5 separate regions of the Homo sapiens genome follow, and regions 2, 3, 4 and 5 are each linked to region 1. Evidence: chromatin contacts called from ENCODE Hi-C or POLR2A ChIA-PET data. All regions are on one chromosome and are shown on one strand. Each heading gives the region's core, a stretch centred on a gene start or an enhancer-like site at or near the end of the contact. The rest is flanking DNA. Distances are from core to core; before and after follow the strand shown. Region 1 holds the start of OTUD1 (OTU deubiquitinase 1). Region 2 overlaps APBB1IP (amyloid beta precursor protein binding family B member 1 interacting protein). Region 3 overlaps APBB1IP (amyloid beta precursor protein binding family B member 1 interacting protein). Region 4 holds the start of MASTL (microtubule associated serine/threonine kinase like). Region 5 holds the start of ACBD5 (acyl-CoA binding domain containing 5).

Region 1 (2,700 bases), core at 161-2,660:
TCTGCTCCCTCAACTCCCGGTGCAGGCTCTGGTCCCCATACACCGTCTTGCTGACAGCTCGGTAGAGGCAGTTGCCGTCTGGAATGATGTGGAATCGGTACTTATTCCTCTGCCGCAGATACTTGTCCTGCTTCTCCACCTCGGCCAGGTATAGGGCCAGCTTCTCGTCTCTGGGATCCGACCTGGAGACGATCACCGGCTCCGCCGCACTACTCGGGGCGGCCTCGATGCTCCCGGCGGGGGGTGCCTCGGCCTCTGGGTCGGGCCTCCGCGCCGCGTCCCCACCGGGCGCGTCGCAGCGATCGCCGCCCCTCTCCCAGCCCCTGGGGCCCCTCTCCGCCAAGTGCTCTTCGCCCCACGGACCGGGGCCGGGATCGGGGCTCCCCGGGGTCGCCGCGGGGCCTCGGTGCTTGGCGGCGGCCAGGGCCTGGCGGTGCTCGCTCAGTCGGAAGTTCCGATCGGGCCCCTCCCGTGTCGCGTCCAAGCCCGCGGGCTCGGGGCAGTCGGGCCGCAGCAGCTCCTCCAGGAGCCAGGCCGAGGAGCCCCGCCGCGGCGGGACCGGGGCTGCGGGCGCCGGGGCGAGCAGGAGGCAGCGGCCGCGCGGGGCAGCGGCGGAGCCCGCGGCGCCGGGAACGGGATCGGGCCCGTGCAGCAGGAGCCTGTCGGCGCCCAGGGCCCGCACGGTGATCTGTGCGGTGGACGTGTAGTGCGGCGGCAGCGGCGGCTTGCAGGACGCGCCGGGCGGGCCGGCGGCGGCGGAGGCGGGCGCGGCGGCCCCGGACACCACCTCGAAGCAGGAGGAGAAGGCGGGCATCTTGGCGGCGGGGACAGCGGCGGCTTCCCGGTGCTCGGCGGCCGCGGCGGGCTGGCACTCACCGGTCTCGGGCTCGGGCGCGGCGCCGGCGGCTCCCGGGGGCTGCAGCGAGACCTTGAAGGGGGTAGCGGCGGCGGGTGGCGCGGGGGCGGCGGCCGTGGGACCCGGGGCCCCGGCGGGGTAGTGGGTGCAGACGCTGCTGTAGAGCTGCATGTCCCTGCCCGCCGCTCGGCCCCTTATAGGCGCGGCGAGCCCCGGAGCGGGGGACACACCCTCCGGGCCCGGGGGAGGGGGCCGGCGGAGCGCGGTGACCCAACGGCCCCAGAATAGAGATGAGCGAAAGGCAGCCGGCCGCCGCGAGTCAGCAGCCGCGAATAGCGCCCGGGTCCCGGCCAAATTCCTGCTGCGCCACAGCGCAGGGGGGCGGGGACGGGACGCGAGCTCGACCCCTGCCGGTGCGCTCGGCCCGCAGACCCGGGGCGCCGCGCCCGCTGCAGCTGCTTCGGCCCGCGGCGGCCGCTGGGGACTCACGGAGGAAGCCGCCCGCCCCGTTGGAGCGCGTCCCGCCGGCGAGGAGGAGCGCGGTGCGCGCGGAGGCCCGGGAGGCGGGGCCGCGGTTGTTTACCTCAGGCCTCGCGGCCGCGTCACGTGGACTCACTGGAATGCGCGGCTCTTTGCGGCGCCCGATTCAGTCGCGCCTGCTCGCCCCGCCCACTCCGGCCCGCGCCCCGCCCCCTACCGCGCTCCGCCGACGTCACGGGCGTGGCCCTCGGCGCGCGAGCGCGCGCGGGCGGGGCGAGGCCGGGGGCGCGGAGGCCTGAGCAGTCCTGGGATCCTGGCTGGGCCTCCCGCCCACGTGACTCCCACGGACCGCTTCCCCCACCTGGGCACTGGGCACTGGTTTCTGCGCTGCGCCACTCTCCTCAGCGGCTGCAGTGGATGCTGCGGGATGGGAGCTGCTTGGGGCGAGTTAGCATGCTCGGAAAGCTTGCGTGGCAGGAAAGCTTCCGGCATGGGTGTGGAGAACGGAATGCTGCCTTAAAGTCTGTTTGGCCTCTGCTGGTCATGGGCTACCATCCCTGCTTGCATTCACTACTGCCTCTTTTCTTTTATCTTTTTAGAGATGGGGGTCTTACCTGTCTCCGAAGCTAGAGTGTAGTGGCGCAGTCCATAGCTCACTGCAGCCTTGACTTCCCGGGCTCAAGCGATCCTCCCGCCTCAACCTCCAGAGTAACTGGAAACCACAGGTGTGCACCACCGCACCCGGCTAATTTTCTTTCTTTCTTTCTTTCTTTTTTTTTAAGGCGAGGGTCTCACCACAGTTGCCCAGTCTGGTGTCGAACTACTGGCCTCAAGCTGTTTCCCGCCTCGACCTCCTAAAGTGTTGGGATTATGGGTCCTAGCCACCACTCGTGGAACCGCCGCGTCTTTTCCTTTTTTTTTTTTTCTTTTTCTTTTTGAGGCAAGGTCTTGCTCTGCCTTCCAGGCTGAGTGCAGTGGCGCCATCATGTCCCACTGCGACCTCGACCTCCAGGGCCCAAGTGATCCCCCTTCCTCAGCCTTGCCTTGGGCAGGGATTACAGGTGCCCAGCTAGTTTTACCACTGTGTCTTTTCTATGCATTTCCTTGGACTCACCGGTAAGGGTGAGTCCGCTAGTGGATTCTCTTGCCTTGCTAAGACAAAACCAACTTTGCACCTCTGACCTATGCCATTTGGCAAATATCTGGCTTGGGGGAAAGCAAGGAAGCCTTTTAGGCTTTTATAAACAAGCTTTCTCAGAATACCAAATGCAGTATCACTTAGGGCCCTTTGAGAATAGGTGTGAATGCTAGCCAGAGGTCAAAAGCGGTGGAGAAAGTCGTGACCTGCATTCCGGGGCAAGATA
Region 2 (2,761 bases), core at 89-2,588, 3.0 Mb before region 1:
TGATACTGGAAAATTAGCTTTGTTAATTTTTTGGTCAGGTGTTCATGGATCTTTCCAGAAAAACTTTCAGTAATCCCTCTCTCCCTCCCTCCATCCCTCCCTCCCTTCCTTCCTTCCTTCCCTTTTCCTACCTTCCTTCCTTCCTTTCGACAGAGTCTTGCTTGGTCACCCAGGCTGGAGTGCAACGGCAAGATCTTGGCTCACTGCAACCTCCGCCTCCTAGGTTCAAGCGACTTTCCCACCTCAGCCTTCCAAGTAGCTGGGACTAAGGGTGCATGCCACCTCGCTCAGCTAATTTTTATATTTTCAATAGAGACGCGGTTTCACCGTGTTGGTCCAGCTAGTCTCAAACTCCTGACCTCAAGTGATCCACCGACCTTGGCCTCCCAAAGTGCGGAGATTACAGGCATGAGACACCACATCCAGAGAGTTTCAGTAATACTTTCAAGAAATCATTCATTAAGTCCTTGCACTTTCGGCTCCATACAACTTCTCTGCTGTCCAAGGGCTTGACAAAGGTATTAGTCAGGCCATAAAAATATCCAGATTTCATAAATACCAATAAAGACCCAGCTTTAAGTGTTTTCTGAAGGAATGGTGGTAACAAGTTTACCCTTTCAGAGCAAATAATTTAGTCATTGTAGCTATGATCCAGATTATCTTTAGGATAAATCTTCCCTGATCTTTGTTTGGTATTATACTTATTCCTGTTATCTAATCTCTATAGATATTGCTTCAGAGGGAAGCAGAAAACTCATACTTATCTGTGTCTTCCTCTCCCTCCTCATTTTTAAGCCCTGCAATTATACTTCCCATTGCATAGAGAGCATTTCCACCAGGCAGCCCTACCGGTGGTTTAAATGCAACATGGCCTCCTTCCAGCCTCCTCTTCAGCCTGTTCCCAGGTCCCCTGGCTTACCAGTATAGGTTTTGGTATAGGGAGATCTAAGCCAGATGTTATCTTGGGAACTGGGGACAAAGTCAGCACAGAGAAACCCTGGATGAAAATCAGATACTGAGTTAGGAGTTGAACAGTGCAGTGAAGTGAGGCTGCGACTGGATGTCTGGGTAAAGGATACCAAAATCAAAGGTGAGGCCAGGCACAGTGGCTGATACCTGTAATCCTGGCACTTTGGAAGGCGGAGGCAGGAGGATTGCTTGAGGCCAAGAGTTCAAGACCAGCCTGGCAGCAGAGTTAGACCCTGTCTCTTAAAAAAGAAAAATTCAAATGCGATAGTTACCAGAAATTGGGGAACTGAAAAAGAAGCGTACATTAGAATTTGAAAAAGCAGACCAGAGAAAGGGAAGACAAGGCTCGGAGAAGAAACACAGGTGGGCTGACTTGATGGCTATGAACATCTGCAATGACCAAGCACAGCCTAGCTCCTGTGCTGTGAGTGTCTAAAAGGAGCCACTTGGACACAAGGACTCCTCTTTTCAGATAGTATCCCTCTCTTGCTAAAGAAACAAACACCCAAAAAACCAGCCTACATTTATCTTGACCTATAGCCCAATAACCTTCACTAAGCCAATCTTCTCAGAAGCATCACCTATTCTGGAAGTCCCAAATATGATCAGTTTGTCTGGTCAGTTTAGCCTTTCTAATGCCCTTGAACTTGTCCCACACTTTCCCCAGCTACCATCCTAGTACAGGTCTTCCACATCTTATCAGGATTCTGCCCCCAGCTTACTTTTCATCTTCCTATCTCCAATCTCTCCTTCTTTTCTTTTGTAATTATTTTTCATATGCCTACACAGGCTCAAACAGTCTCTCCTTTTTTTTTTTTTTTTTTTTTAGACAGGTTCTTGCTCTGTCACCCAGGCTGGAGTGCGGTGGCATGATCACGGCTCATCGCAGTCTCAACCTCCTGGACAAAAGCCATCCTCCCACCTCAGCCTCCTGAGTAGCTGGGAATACAGATGCTCGCCACAGTCTCTGCTTCTTAAATCAGCTTCTATAATGCCACCAGAGTTTTCTTCTTAAAACCCAGTTCTGTCATATTCTTTCAAGTAGCAAAACTTTTCAGTGGCTCTCTACTGTCCATAGGATTTAATATAAACTCCATAAGGTGGCTTTTAAATTTTTCCATAGTCCAACCCGCATCAACCCCTCCAACCTCATCTTTCAGACATCCATCCTGTTCTCTCCTAAAATCTACTCCGCTGCTATCACTGCTATTTTCCCTATAATTCCTAGGCACACCAAAGGCTTTCACTTAATGTACTGAACCCAGAGTGCAAATTGCACCTAGTGCATCCATTTTCCCGTGGATAGAGCAGCTCCTTGCATGCAGGTGAAATGAAACAATCCACCTATTTAAAGTGTATAATTCAATGGTTCTGGCATATTCACAGGGTTGTGCAACCATCACCACAATCTAATTTTAGAACATTTTCTTCTCCTATAAAAGAAACCCTGTATCCGTTCACTCCTCCTCTCCCCATCCCTTAGCAATCATTATTCTACTTCCTCTCTATATAAAGCTGCCTATTCTGGACATTTCCTATCAATGGGATGATACATTAATGTGGTCTTTTGTGTCTGGCTTCTTTCACTTAATGTGTTCAAAGTTCAATCCAAAATGTAATATGTGCTGACACTTCATTTCTTTTTATTAGTTGATGGACATTTGGGTTGTTTCCATTTTTTCAGCTAATACAAATTATGCCGGTATGAACACTTGCCTGCACATTTTTGTGTGGATGTATGTTTCGATTTCTCTTGGCACTCCTAAGAGTGCAACTGCTGGGGCATATGGTA
Region 3 (2,871 bases), core at 170-2,669, 3.0 Mb before region 1:
AAGGCTGGGCATGGTGACTCACGCCTGTTATCCCAGCACTTTGGGAGGCCGAGGGGAGAGGATTGCTTGAGGCCAGGAGTTTGAAACCAGCCTGGGCAACATAGAGAAACTTCTGTACAAAAAATTAAAAAATTAGCCAGGTGTGGGGGCACGTGCATGTAGTCCCACATACTTGGGAGGCTGAGACGGGATGATGGCTTGAGCCCAGGAGGTCGAGGCTGCAGTGAACTATGATGGTGCCACCAAAGTCCAGCCTGGGTGACACAGCGAGACTCTCTCAAAAAAAAAAAAAATTCCTACAAAATGGCAGAAAGTATTTAAGTAGATATTATCTCCATGGTTTCACAAATTGTCTCCCAAAACAACTAATATGGTATTAAAAATCTTGTCATGGGTTTTTAAGTTATTATTTTAATAAGGGGAAATTAATGGAAAAAACAATAAAATTCCAGAACTGCTCATGTGAATTGCTTTCTATCTGAGTACAATAGTGTGAGAAAATAAAGGAATCCTTCAGATGAATTATTATTAAGAGTAATTATTGGTGTTAACACATTTCAGATTTTTTTATGAGAGTAATCCATTTTATAAGAATAAATATAGATTTGTTTGCTGACCTCAAAACTGCCAACTAGCATTACAATAAGCTTATAGGAATCAAATATAATTTGAGTAACAAGAATCTTGCCATTGATTCATTCTCCTGAACCCTTAAATTTGGAAAAGCACTAAAATAAAGTCTGGAAATGTGACATCGATGAGTCAGAAAAACCCACTGAACCCAAAGGCCTTCGTTTCTCAGGCTGTGCACACCACTGCTATATAACAGGTTAATGACGTGCCACAGTGAATCATCCACCTAAGATGGAAATAACTCAAAACAACAGCGCGTTCTCGTGACCTCTCCCTGCATTCATCTGGTGAAAATCTTTCCCCCTGCCCTTTCCCCTGCCCTTTCATTCCTTTCCCCCAGAGTCTGTTACTGAGTTATTAAGTGGAGCCAACATCAAAATTGTGCTGAAACGTACAGTCATAAGTAAACTTGCTTGTGAATGGATCACAGTTGCACCCACGGTGAAGATAAAAAGACATTTGACTTCAGGGCAGTTTGTTAACAAAAATTATTAATCTGTAAATTCAGTCATATTACATAATTGACCTCCCTGCAAGAAAACCTTATTATTGAAATGGACAGACAAGAGTTATACACATGTATACAGTGTACACACACACAAGCGTAAGAAAATAGGGCTGTGCCTATATGTACGTGTGGTATTTTCCAAAGGTCAAAATAAAGATTAAAAGAGAGAGAGAGAGAGAGAGGAAAAAAAAAAAAACACCCAGCCCTGACAGCTAAAAGTCTTATTTGGGTTAGCAGCCAGAAAGAGCTGGGGTGGAGTTATCACAGTGAAGCAATGCATTGCAAACAAGCCATGCTCACATCGTGACTGGGTGGAGTTAGAATCTTTTTGTGAGTATGTCACTTCTGAGTTCATTTTATGTCTTGGGAAGAACCACAAGTTGTTGATGAAAAAGAAATGGAAATACTACAAAATCAGCTAGATTTTGTGATTATTATTGTTATTATTGGATAGATGAGGGGTGAGGTGGTTGAAGCCGCTTGTCCAGGCTAAAACTTTCCCTTAGATTCCTTGAACGACAAGGAAATTTTCCCTAATGCTTAATATTTCTAGGCTTCAGTTTTTCAATCCTTAAATCGTTTCTCTTTTCCACCTGGATACATTTCAAAACTATGTCTTTTAAACATTTATCCTAAGTACTGTGATGCATATGGTTTACAGGACATATGTTTATATCGACGGCAGAGTTAATCTCACACATTTAACTCAGTTTGCATGCAGTTTGGGATGCCGTGAAGATCAGCAATTCCAGCCATGGAATCTGGAATTTTGGACCTGGATGAGGGCGGCCTTTATTGCATCGGTCAGAGTAGCTTGCCTAAACACAGCCAGCTCAACATCCCCCAGGCATTTCCCTCTAAGTAGCTCCGACTCACTACTCCCCTTCATGCATTCTCTTCCCATGCGCCTTAACTTGGTAAAAGGCCATTAGTCACATATCAGTCTGACTTAGAACCCTTGGCATAGTCCCTTACTCCTCCCATTTTTCCATCTAGTCGGTCGAGGAATCTGTTGGCTTTTCCTGTAGAAGGCTTCTCCTTGCCTTCATTCTCTCTATCAAGCCACAGTTGACACCTCACCAGCTCACCCAGCCTCCAGCCTTCCAGACTCCCCATCAATATTCACCACCACCGTTGCTGCAAATTGCAAATACAAATGTGAATGTGTCACTCTCCTGTTTAAAAATCTTCCCTGGCTGCTTATGATGAAGTGGAGAGCGTTCAGGCACTCAGCGTGTCTTTCAAAGTCCTTCCTAATTTGTCCCATTCGGGGCCTTTTATTTTTTAATTTATTTATATTTTTTTACATTATTTTATTTTATTTTTAGCAGAGACAGGGTCTTGCTATGTTGCCCAGGCAGGTCTCAAACTCCTGGGCTCAAGTGATCCTCGCACCTCCACCTCCCAAAATGCTGGGATTACAGGCTTGAGCCACCAGGCCTGGCCTCAGGACCCTTGATGTTTTCTGAACAGGCTTTTTAGAACTCTTTTTGTCTTTGTATATGCTATTCCCTTTAAATAATATCCTCCTCTGTGCATATCTCCTTCATAAAATCCTACTGATCATTCAAAATCCAGCTGTCATGCTAACACTTTAATGGTATCTTCATTCCCAGCAGAGATTTGCTATCTACTGCACTTGGTAAACATGTCAGTAAATCCTGGCCTTAACAACCAACTTGACATGGTATTTAATCTCCTTGGACTTCAGTTTCCTTGTCTATAAAATA
Region 4 (2,824 bases), core at 35-2,534, 3.7 Mb before region 1:
CCCAGCTACTCGGGAGGCTGAGACAGGAGAATCGCTTGAACCCAGGAGGCAGAGGCTGCAGGGAGCCGAGACTGCACCACAGCACTCCAGCCTGGGCGACAGAGAAAGACTGTCTTAAAAAAAAATTATTAAAGACTTCTCAGAAAATAGTAATCTTTCTTCTGGTTAAGAATAAAACTTAAAAAGTTATCAGTGCCTACAGATTAATCACTCTTCTGTGGTAGAAAAATTTCGACGATTCTGCACGTCAAAGCAAACAAGGTAAACAAAACCACTAATTACTAAAAACCTTTTGGATTTAGAAACCTAACTCGCCGGGCGCGGTGGCTCACGCCAGTAATCCCAGCACTTTGGGAGGCCGAGGCGGGCGGAATACGAGGTCAGGGAATCGAGACCATCCTGGCTAACACGGTGAAACCCCGTCTCTACTAAAGAAACCCCGTCTCTACTAAAAATACAAAAAATCAGCCGGGCGTGGTGACGGGCGCTTGTAGTCCCAGCTCGTCGGGAGGCCGAGGCAGGGGAATGGCGTGAACCCGGGGGGCGGAGCTTGCAGTGAGTCGAGATTGCGCCACTGCACTCCAGCCTGGGAAACAGAGCAAGACTCCGCCTCAAAAAAAAATAAAAAAGAAACCTAACTCAAGCCAGGGTGAGACTACGAATCACGGCTTTGGCTTTAAGTGCCTGTTGTACTAAGACCGATGTAATCACCTCGGTCAAGTCCCTTTGCCTTTGGCCTCAGTTTCCTCATTTGCTAACGCTGGGCAGGGAGAAGAGAGTCAAACTTTGCTGTTCTCACTGGGCATCTGAGATATGGAGGGAAGGGCGGAACAGAGGCGAGACACCCGACCCGACCGCTGATGTCGCCCCAAAAAGAAGTCAGCTCGCAGGGCTCTGGAGGCTTCAGCAAGCCAGGCCACCCAGACTCCTCGCTCCAGCAACCCCGGGGCCTGCCCAAGCCGGTGGGGCAGGAAGGAGGGCCGAAGGGCCTAACCCCTTCCTTGCTACTCGTTGACTTCCTACCTTTACTGCATACAATTTGCCGCCTTTCTGCCCCAGATACACTTTCCCGAAGGCGCCCCGGCTAATGGGCTTCACTATGCTGAATTCCTCAATGGAGGGCGGTTTTGGCACTGCGATCCTATTCACGCCCTCCTCAGTCGCCGCGCCTCCTCCAGGCTCCTTCTTGCTTCCCGCGGTGGGATCCATCGCTGGACAGCATACAGCGGCCCCGCAGACACTGCCCCTCCGCGAGCAGCCACTCCCGCCAACTGGGTTCAAAGTGAGGCTCCGCCCACGCCGCGCGCGGCCGTGACGTCACCCCGCCGCCGCGCCCCGCCCTCGTCACCTCCCCTACGCAGACGCGGACGGAGGGGGCGTCGGGAAAGCCCCGACTTCGCAGCCTTACACTCTTCGTGGGCGGCGACCGCGGCCCCACTGACATCATTCCTCATGAGGGAGGAGGCACAAACAGTTCTGGGCCGACCAGAAAAAGGACGACTGGGACTTGACTCTGAATCGCAGGATTTGAAGAGATTTCTCCTGGCTTCCCAACGAGGCTGGTGGGAAGCGGTCCTCCTCCCATACACGACCTCCCACCCTCGCGAGGCGTAGAAACCAGTTCTGACTGTACAGTAAAGCGAGGGCCAGGGCTGAGGTCTGGAAGCTAATGAAAGCACAGAAAGTGTCGAAACTGGATGAGCAGGAAGCGAGTGGCCTCCCCTGTCATCTGACGTTTTCCCAGGATGTAATTTGCCTGACTGAAACAGATCAGGACCAACAGGGAGAGTTTTCGATTTAGTGTGAGGAAAAGAGCACTAAATTGTAGCAAAAGACCTTATTGCTCAAGGCCCAGTCAGAAGATTTCATAAGGAAGCTGTAGAAAGTCTTAAGAGGAAATCAGCCGGGCGTGGTGGCGGGCACCTGTAATCCCAGCTACTCGGGAGGCTGAGGCAGGAGAATCGCTTGAACCCGGGGAGCAGAGGTTGCAGTGAGCCGAGATCGCGCCACTGTACGCCAGCCTGGGCGAAAGAACGAAACTCCGTCTCCAAAAAAAAAAAAAACGAAGAAAAAGTCCAAAGAGGGTAAAGGCTGTTCTCCCCTTAAAAAACAGCTAAAGACCTTTGGGGGCGCTGCTCCTTGTAAATGTCAACTACTTCCGCGGGAAAGAACGCGCAGGCACTTGGCCTTGTGGGCGCTCACTTGCCCCGGAAGTACTGTTGAGTTAGCGCCTCGCCTTCCGGGGCGGATTGTCTGTCGTTGCAGTAGCTGTAGGAAGGGGAGGCCATTTTCCGTTTCTGGGAGGAGTGAGGGGCAACGGGTCGGAGAAAAAGGAAAAAAGAAGGGCTCAGCGCCTCCCCGCCGGGCCGTGGACAGAGGGGCACAGTTTCGGCAGGCGGGTGAGGTCGCTGAGGGCCCGCCGGAGATGTTTTCCTTGTCGAGCACGGTGCAACCCCAGGTAAGCCAGGCATTCAGCCCATTTTTTTTCCTCCCGCCCTGCCCGTGGCTGTTTGCAAATTGCGCTCGTGGAAGCGATTTCTCAGAAGGGACTCTAGAAATGAAGTGATGTACTCAATGCGAATCCCAGGATTGAGGAGTGGATCAGGGGACGACGCTGAGAGTGGGCCGGAGACTTCAGTGCTGACGATGAAGCTGTTGAGGGCAGAGGCGGGATGTGAGCTCAGTGATAGAGAGAGACCCTGGCTTATCGAACTGATTGCGTGGAATTTCTGCTAGAGAATCCGTCCGGCATTGTTCAGTGTCCGGCGTTCTGGGGTGGGAAAATGTCTGTACCATACATTAAAGGGAGCAGGTAATGTTCCCT
Region 5 (2,700 bases), core at 8-2,507, 3.8 Mb before region 1:
TGCCGGCGCCGCGGCTCAGAGGGAAGAGTAACTTACGATCTGCGCCTAGATTTTTCCTAGTAACCCTCCTAACCCATCCCCCTAACTGACAAAAACGACTCTTCCATCCGGGAGACTTTGGGATTTCCGGGCTACAGGACTCCACCCCCCACAACCTAGTCAGTCCCACCACCAACGTTCGGCCTGGGGCACTTCCCAAATGCCTAAGGACGCAGGGGGTTGCGCTAGTAAGTTGAAGGCCCAGGGCACCCCCTTTCTAGGGTTGACGACCCGTAAAGACTCCTCATTGGCCCCGCCCTCTACGCCCAGTATCCTATTTTTATTTTTTTTTTTAATTATTGGTTTCTTAAATAGAGCCAGGGTATCGCCATGTTGCCAGGCTCGTCTTGAACTCCTGGCCTCAAGCAATCCTCCCCACTCGACCTCTCAAAGTATCGAGATTACAGGCGTGAGCCACTGTGCCCGGCCGTCCCCATGCCCAGTCTCCTATTAAATCCCGCTGGAGGTGCCTGGCTCCCTGGGGCTGGGTGGAAAGGGTAGTGTAGGGGAAGTTGCCCTCCGTCCCAGCCCAGTTTAGGAGCCGGCGACCTCCTCTCTCCTTCGGCTGCTCCTCGGACGTTCTTGGCTCAGGGCAGCGAAAACTGTCGAAGACCTGCGGGCCAGGGACTGCTGAGCACCTCCATCCAAGGTCCCCAATGCTTTTCTCCATCTACCCTTTAGAGTGGGTGTCACGATTGCCACTGGAAAGGCTAAGTGACTTGCCCTAGGTCACATAATTTAAATGGCAGAACTGGAGTTTCTCACAGAACCTGTCCCGACTTAAAGCCCTTTGCTTAGGCCCCATTTAACTTCCTCAAACCTTAACTTAGGAGAGTGCAGGCGCTGGGGACCGCAGAGTCATTTTTGTTGCCCAGCGGTGCCGTCGCGTGCAGCTTTGGGCCCAGGTGCAGAACCCAACCGCGCATCCCCAGCGCGCACTTCGTCCACCCGGCTGCCAGAGCGGACACATCGGTCCGGCCTCGGTTTCCCCCTTCTGAACAAAAGCGCGCACAGTGTGCTCCCCGCACCAAGCCGGGACTGTGGCCCCCTTTCCCCGCTTCCCGGACCCTCCTCTGGGGACAGACGGACCGCGCGCGTCCTTGCCGCGGCGGCGGGTCGGGTGGGTGGGGTTTGCTGCACTGCTGCTGCGGCGGCGGCGGCGCCAGTGGGTCCTCCGGTGACTCTGGGGCGGGGCTGTGGGGAGGGCACGGACTGACAGACGGACTCCGGCGGAATGGGGGGTGTGGCTGCTCCGCCAGGGTCCCCAGGGTGGGAGAGCGGCTCCGCGGCCACCGATGCCCGGACCCCCTCTGTCTTCTGCTAGACATGCTCTTCCTCTCGGTGAGTTGTTTTGCTGTCGTCGCGGGCCGGATTCGTGGCCTTAGTCACGCCCCGGGGGAGGAGGAAGGAGCCGGGCCGCTTCGATCTGTGTGGCCTGGATAGGGCAGGGCAAAGGGGAACTGACCCGCTTCGCTCCCGGGCCTCCTCCTTTTGGGGCATGTTGATCCGCGGCTGCGCTCCATGTTCCAGTTTCATGCAGGCTCTTGGGAAAGCTGGTGCTGCTGCTGCCTGATTCCCGCCGACAGACCTTGGGACCGGGGCCAACACTGGCAGCTGGAGATGGCGGACACGAGATCCGTGCACGAGACTAGGTTTGAGGCGGCCGTGAAGGTGATCCAGAGTTTGCCGAAGAATGGTACGTGCGCTGGGCCCCGGCTGTAGACGCCTCCTGCAGAGAGCCCCAAAGCCCCCTTTCACTTTCTGGTTCTAGTGTTGTTTATTTAGCCTTTTTTTCTGTGTAGGAGCCATGTAGTGGAAGGGGAGCTATTGAATATGAATTAATTACCTTTTGATCTTCCAAACCGGAGAAAAATCTAATATCCAGATTTTAAGTACTTCATATTGTTGAAAACAAAAGTCTTGTCACTTAATGACTGCGGATTTGGGTGTGTTAAAAAATAAATCCGGGCCGGGCGCGGTGGCTCAAGCCTGTAATCCCAACACTTTGGGAGGCCGAGGTGGATGGATCACCTGAGGTCAGGAGTTCAAGACCAGCCTGACCAATATGGTGAAACCCCGTCTCTACTAAAAAATACGAAAATTAGCCAGGCTTCGTGGCGTGCGCCTGTAGTCCCAGCTACTCGGGAGGCTGAGACAGGGAAATTGCTTGAACCCGGGAGGCAGAGGTTGCAGTGACCCGATATCGTGCCACTGCACTCCAGCCTGGGCGACAGAGCCAGACTCCATCTCAAACAAACAAACAAACAAACAAACAAAAATCTAGGCTGGGGATGCCTAATGCCACACACTCATAGGGTCTACCAGCTTAAGCGTTTTGAAAACTTTTGATATGAAGGGACAGAAAAGAAAGAATAACTATAGTCAATTGTGAAGTAATTTCTATTTTAATAAATATATATTTTCTACCTTTTTATTTGCTATTCCATTGTATAATGTTCTTTTTTATACTCATATTGGACCTTCTTTGCAGCTGGTGAGAAAAAAGTCATTCCAGTGGCTGATCTCCTTCTTGTATTTAATGTGCTATTTCTCTGGCTGCTTTTTAGATTTCTTTTCTATCTTCGGTTTTCAGCAATTTGACTAGTAGATGTGGTTTTTCTTCATATTAACCCTGTTCACGATTTGCAGAGCTTTTTGAAT

What was found. Hi-C counts contacts between places; a loop is a spot of excess contacts on that map. ChIA-PET counts read pairs that join two places held with the same protein, here RNA polymerase II (POLR2A). Pooled maps may share reads with other maps.
Region 2: a loop to region 1 is called in a map with no recorded cell type, with 6 times the contacts of the local background. The contact joins the enhancer-like site here to the promoter of OTUD1 in region 1. A Hi-C loop is called at or near these places in 1 of 37 single-sample maps with no recorded cell type and 6 of 50 pooled maps. POLR2A ChIA-PET finds 5 or more read pairs at or near these places in 1 of 52 experiments (T-cell).
Region 3: a loop to region 1 is called in a pooled map, with 5 times the contacts of the local background. The contact joins the enhancer-like site here to the promoter of OTUD1 in region 1. A Hi-C loop is called at or near these places in 1 of 168 maps with a recorded cell type or tissue (B cell) and 6 of 50 pooled maps. POLR2A ChIA-PET finds 5 or more read pairs at or near these places in 1 of 52 experiments (activated naive CD4-positive, alpha-beta T cell).
Region 4: a pooled map shows a loop between it and region 1 (20-fold over the local background). The contact joins the promoter of MASTL here to the promoter of OTUD1 in region 1. A Hi-C loop is called at or near these places in 1 of 37 single-sample maps with no recorded cell type and 7 of 50 pooled maps. POLR2A ChIA-PET finds 5 or more read pairs at or near these places in 1 of 52 experiments (OCI-LY7).
Region 5: a loop to region 1 is called in a map of CD8-positive, alpha-beta T cell, with 15 times the contacts of the local background. The contact joins the promoter of ACBD5 here to the promoter of OTUD1 in region 1. A Hi-C loop is called at or near these places in 3 of 168 maps with a recorded cell type or tissue (B cell and CD8-positive, alpha-beta T cell) and 10 of 50 pooled maps.

What each region holds. Positions count from the first base shown.
Region 1 is chr10:23,437,785-23,440,484 of GRCh38, reverse strand. OTUD1 (OTU deubiquitinase 1) reads right to left here and starts at 1,410. Exons shown (of 1, transcript NM_001145373.3): 1 at 1-1,410. The coding sequence starts at 1,027. RefSeq lists silencers at 192-561, 702-1,041, 1,092-1,681.
Region 2 is chr10:26,455,773-26,458,533 of GRCh38, reverse strand. The region is part of intron 2 of APBB1IP (amyloid beta precursor protein binding family B member 1 interacting protein); the gene reads right to left. Among named protein-coding and RNA genes, the nearest start is that of APBB1IP, 19 kb to the right of the region's middle. Within about 2 kb of position 1,338, at least 3 of the 41 ENCODE cell types and tissues checked have a DNase peak (open chromatin) inside an H3K27ac peak, as active enhancers do.
Region 3 is chr10:26,485,664-26,488,534 of GRCh38, reverse strand. All of the region lies in intron 2 of APBB1IP (amyloid beta precursor protein binding family B member 1 interacting protein), which reads right to left. Among named protein-coding and RNA genes, the nearest start is that of APBB1IP, 49 kb to the right of the region's middle. RefSeq lists an enhancer at 1,263-1,312. Within about 2 kb of position 1,419, at least 13 of the 41 ENCODE cell types and tissues checked have a DNase peak (open chromatin) inside an H3K27ac peak, as active enhancers do; they include B cell, where a contact is called at or near this core.
Region 4 is chr10:27,153,812-27,156,635 of GRCh38, reverse strand. It overlaps MASTL (microtubule associated serine/threonine kinase like), which reads right to left and starts at 1,284. Exons shown (of 12, transcript NM_001172303.3): 1 at 1,024-1,284. The coding sequence starts at 1,209. It overlaps YME1L1 (YME1 like 1 ATPase), which reads left to right and starts at 2,252. Exons shown (of 19, transcript NM_014263.4): 1 at 2,252-2,458. The coding sequence starts at 2,426. RefSeq lists enhancers at 593-842, 1,463-1,522 and silencers at 1,197-1,395, 1,193-1,402.
Region 5 is chr10:27,239,354-27,242,053 of GRCh38, reverse strand. It overlaps ACBD5 (acyl-CoA binding domain containing 5), which reads left to right and starts at 1,257. Exons shown (of 13, transcript NM_145698.5): 1 at 1,257-1,380; 2 at 1,570-1,735. The coding sequence starts at 1,366. RefSeq lists enhancers at 1-35, 1,486-1,745, 1,703-2,205 and a silencer at 1,256-1,365.